2 separate regions of the Homo sapiens genome follow, and region 2 is linked to region 1. Evidence: read pairs that join two places in POLR2A ChIA-PET (ENCODE). Cell type or tissue: PC-3. All regions are shown on one strand.

Evidence for each region. ChIA-PET counts read pairs that join two places held together with the same protein. Peaks named below come from ENCODE experiments on the same cell type or tissue, not always from the same donor. Only the 100,000 strongest peaks of a DNase experiment are listed, where the experiment ranks them.
Region 2: POLR2A ChIA-PET joins it to region 1 with 36 read pairs; 2 of 35 experiments call an interaction of 5 or more read pairs at or near these places.

The regions. Positions count from the first base shown.
Region 1 is chr11:94,134,239-94,136,738 of GRCh38, forward strand. All of the region lies in intron 1 of PANX1 (pannexin 1), which reads left to right. Among named protein-coding and RNA genes, the nearest start is that of PANX1, 6.6 kb to the left of the region's middle. RefSeq lists an enhancer at 2,045-2,339. In PC-3, no CTCF peak of the experiment used is centred here; DNase peaks (open chromatin) are centred at 1,103, 1,963 and 2,221; H3K4me3 peaks cover 1,705 bases; H3K27ac peaks cover 2,134 bases.
Region 2 is chr11:94,457,973-94,460,472 of GRCh38, forward strand. It overlaps MRE11 (MRE11 double strand break repair nuclease), which reads right to left. Exons shown (of 20, transcript NM_005591.4): 13 at 1,436-1,609. Among named protein-coding and RNA genes, the nearest start is that of MIR548L, 7.4 kb to the right of the region's middle. In PC-3, no CTCF peak of the experiment used is centred here; no DNase peak of the experiment used is centred here; H3K27ac peaks cover 728 bases.

The DNA.
Region 1 (2,500 bases):
AAGCTGCTGGGAGACAGTGCCTTGAGGCCCTTCATTTCTAACACATCTACTCTCAGATGCCTCTAGAAGTGCTGCACATTTCATTGATGGGGGGAGAGGTTTAGGAAATGGCTGGGCGACAGCTTTGTGTAGAATATAAGCATGATTGCATGACGTGACCTTCAAGCTCTGAAATTCTAGAAGTATTTCTCTAAAGTTATGAATTCCCTTAGTGTGCTGCAGTTATGGACTGAATGTTTGTGTCTCCCAACCGCAAAATTCATATGTCGAAGTCCTGATCCCCAATGTGATGCTAATTGGAGATCCCTTTGGGAGGTAATTAGGTTTGGATGAGATTATGAGAGTGGGACCTTCATGATGGGATGCCCTTAGAAAAAGAAGAAATCCCTCTTTCTCTCCCCCCTCCCTCTTCCTCTCCCCCCTCCCTCTTCCTCCTTCTCTCCCTCTTTCCCTCTCTCTCCCACTACCCCCCTTCCTCTCTTCTTCCCTCTTCCTCTCTCCACAAGTGCGGCCACAAGGAAAGGTGTGTGAGCACGCTGGGAGAAGGGGGCCATCTGCAAACTAGGAAAAGAGCTCTCACCAGACACCGAATCTGCTGGTACCTTGATCTTGAACTTCCCAGGCTGTGAGAAAATAACTGTTGTTTAAGCCACCCAGTCTGTGGGATTTTCTTACAGCAGCCTGGTTGAAGACAAAACTATCAACAGACCAGACTCTGAATGGGATTCATGTTTAAGGGGTCTTTTGACAGGGCCTCCTGTGCCCTGCGCTTAGGGCTGTACAAGGCCTGAGGCGTCAGGGGCTGCTTTGATTCCCTGGTGCCTCATGTGGCACATATCCCCTGGGAAGGAGAGCCCGTGTCTCCTGCCAGGATGTTTCTGGCTGGCTGGACCAGGTGGGGAGCTGGGGCAGCCAGTAGTCTACTAGGGAAAGGGTGTCTGGTCAGCCGGGGACCCTGCCTCCCTCACCCACTGACCTCTTAGTGGGCAGCCACCGTTCTGGGTAGAGAAGGACTTAGTCTTTCTGAGTTAGCACTGCTCTTTTGCTATCATTACAGGGCAGGCATTGGGCCAGCCCCAGTGAGTCAAAGGATAGATATAACTGCAGCTGCTTCCAATATAGTTTGCTTGGAGTTCCCCTTTCATTTCCTGCAACTGAGTCAGCGGCTGGGTGGCTTAAGTTATCTGCTCTGTTGTGGCTGAATTTAGACCTGTCTTTGGGAATATCTTCAGGCTGCTTTTTAGCATGTACCAGCTGGCAAAGCAGATCGATTCTTTTCAGGGTTGTCTATCAGAGTGGGCCAATATTTAGGGTCTCATGGCATAGGTCCTATAATAGAACATCTTCAACTCACACTAAACCAAAGAGCCAAGAGAGACTCCTAACCCCTCCAGAAGGATGCATGCTGTCCAGAGAGTCTACTGTTGGATACATGTTTTACTTTGTTAATATTTTTCTTGTACAAGTAGTAGCTAAATACATCATCATGGTAAAGGATTCATAAATCTCTTTCACTATGTGCTGAAGGTAGGTGGACACTTTGTGCAGCCTTATTGCTGTACTTTGTCTGCATTAGCATAACGTGTACACCTTATTTTATTTTTTAAAACAAATCGAGTCATACCATAGTGGCTTGCTTTTTCTCACTTAGTATGTTTGGAGAGCTTTCCGTGCCAGTACATAGGTGTCACCTCACTGTTTTATAATAGAACAGTATTCCATAGCTTAGAATATACTTACAATTCATCTAAGCAGTCCCCTAATGATGGACATTTACTTTCTTTCAAAATTTCTACTCACACATAAAGCTTGTTTGCATGAAAATCTTCGTAAATATTTCTCTCCTCCCAGCATTAAAAGGAAAGGAGACTAGTCGCAGCAGTATCAGTTTCCAGAAGGATGACATCATTTTCCGAATAGTTTTGCATTCCTGCGTTCCTATTTGAAATAAGTGGAAGAAAAAAAAAAACCACTGCCCTGTACACTATCCAGCTCTGACTCCCTCAAAATGTGACTGCATTAGAAGTTTGGAAGAAGCATTTTGATGTGCTCTTGGTTTTAAGAAAGAAAGGGCCTCCTTCAGGGGGTAGAATTGCAACTTTAAGTAGAACTTCATGATACATGTTCTCCTAACACTGTAAGTTTCCTTCCTAACATTTACCATAACTTGAAGTTAGGTAATTACTTGCATACTTATCTGTTGAATACTGTAAGTTCATTTAGGGCAGGGACCATGTGTCCTTAAAACTTGATACATATCGGCCGGGCGCGGTGACTCATGCTTGTAATCCCAGCACTTTGGGAGGCCGACGTGGGCGGATCACGAGGTCAGGAGATCGAGACCACGGTGAAACCCTGTCTCTACTAAAAATACAAAAAATTAGCCAGGTGTGGTGGCGGGCGCCTGTAGTCCCAGCTACTCAGGAGGCTGAGGCAGGAGAATGGCGTGAACCCGGGAGGCGGAGCTTGCAGTGAGCCGAGATCGCGCCACTGCACTCCA
Region 2 (2,500 bases), 320 kb after region 1:
TTTTATTTCTGGTATGTACCTGAGAAATCTATTTATGCTATAAATTAGCAAACCCAACACATCCAGAGTCATAGAGTGAATGGTTTTAGAGGGTGAACTGCCTGTCCTACCTCTGGAAGTACTTGGTATTAAATAATATTAGTTACACATTGACACCATAAGGCTTTAAGAGAACCATGTTAACCAAAAGCACTAAAATAAGGGAATGAGTTTTTTTTTTTTTTTTAAATAACATTGTTTTGTTCTTCTGCTTAGGGAGAATCTGGGAAATAGAGAAAGTGATCCCCTGTAATATAACTACCTTGACATAACTGTTGATAATATATCTGGGATATTTTCTTTATTTACATAAACATACACAATTACATATAAAATAAAAATAATTGAGATTATACTACGCAGTTTTTTATCTTTGAAATCTTTCCCAATTAACATTAGATTAGAAATATCTTCTCATGTTCTTCTTCCAAAATGTCATTTTTAAGCTGTGTAAAATTTTATATGGTATATGTACCAACATTTATTGTATCAAAACATTTCCAATTATTCCCCACTATGAACAACACTAAGATGAATCACTCCATACACAAATCTCTACCTCACTATTTTCATAGGGAAATTTCCCAGGCTGAGTTAAAGGGTAAATCTTAAGCCTCTTAATATACTCTGCCAAACTGCTTTTCAGTAAAGCTATTCAAACGTAATACTACTACCAGCAGTGTGCTAGATACTATTTTTCTCAAATTGCTGCCAATTTGACAAACAAAAGATGTATTTGAGTTTCTTTGATTATCCTAGGCTAAACACCATTTTCATATGCTTATTAGCTATTTATATTTCTTTTATGAACCACCTATTCATGTCCTTTGTTCATTATTCTATCAAATGTTTAATTATTTTTAAGATTTCTAAGAGCTCATTAATATTAAGAATATTAAACTTTTTTCTGCCCACATACAAATATTTTCATGTCAATATCTTTTAATTTTGTTTTTTGACAATGTGATATGCAAACATTTATAATTTCTATGTAGTCAAGTCTAGACAGCTTTTCCTGTAATTTTTCCACTGCTTCTTGCTTAGCAGAAATTTTCTAAATGAAATTCAAGATCTCAATCAAAACTTACTAAAAAAATTAAAATGAACAAAAATTACCATCCTACAAGGTTCACTTTAAAGCCCTTTCAAAGGATCTTTAAGAGAAGATACTATCCATGGGGAACAAAACACTTTAGTACCAACCATATGCAAGACTCTGTTCTAGGCATTTTCTACATTTTCTAATTTAACCTTCATTTTATCATTTCAATTTTATAGATGAGAAAAACTAAACAAATCAGAGAGGTTAAATAGTGATTTACCAGAAAAAAATCTCAGAGCTACTCTTAAAGACAGACTATTTAAATAGACCTAGACACTCAAATTAGTTACTTACCTCCTCATCGATTTTGTCTTCGAGGGCATCAATATGACGTTCTTTAAGAAATCGCTGTGTTTTTTCCAACTGGTATTTCACTAATTCCTCAATGGCATCTTTCTCCTCCTTGTCCACAAATTCTTGTACTGCTTCACCCATCCCTCTTTCTGTTAGCAGTGAGAGCTGCACATTCTGTAAGATACAAATCACTGGATGCAGAAATAGTTTTTATTCCTTACAAAATAATTATAGATGAGCAAGGAAAATTACCAAATATGTTACCAGAGAAAAAATATAGTGAACAGCTGTAGTTAAGCCTACTAATATCAGGAACCAGAAAAAGCAAAGTCAAAACCAGAAATGGGGGAGGAGTACAGGACACGTGAAATGTAGAGGCCTGATGGCTAGGATATGGAGTCCAAAAATGGCAGCTATGATTAATAGAGATGAAATTAACCAGTGTCATAGGCAAAATAAGAGCCCCCTAAAGATGTCCACGTCTTAAACTCTGGGACCTGTGAATACATGGCAAAGAGGAACAAAGGTTGCTAATCAGCTGTCTGTAAAATAGGGAGAGTATCAGAGACTATCCAGGTGGGCCCAGTGTAATCATAAGGGTCCTGAAAAGCACAAGAGGGAGGCAGATGGGAGCTGGAAGGAAAAATAACTCTGGGGAAATGGTTAGAGAGATACAACATTGCAGGATTTGAAGATAAAAGGAGAGCAAGAGCCAAGGAACATAGTAGGCACCTCTAGAAGCTGGAAAAGGTAAGAAAATGGATTCTCCCTTAGAGCCTCCAAAAAGGAAGACAGCCATGCCAAAACCTTGATTCCAGTCCTGTGTACGATTTCTGACCTACACGACTGTAAGATAATAAATTTGTGTTGTTTTAAACCACTAAGTTTGTGGAAATTTGTTTCAGCACCCATAGGAAACTAATACAACCGGAGGATCTTAGAGTGGCATATACTTATGACGTAAGTTTCAGTGGCTTCACCATCATTTGGCTGTCTTTGTTTGTAGAATAATTCTGAAATTACATCCAAATGTGAGAAAACTAAATCTGGATTGAGATCTTTGTA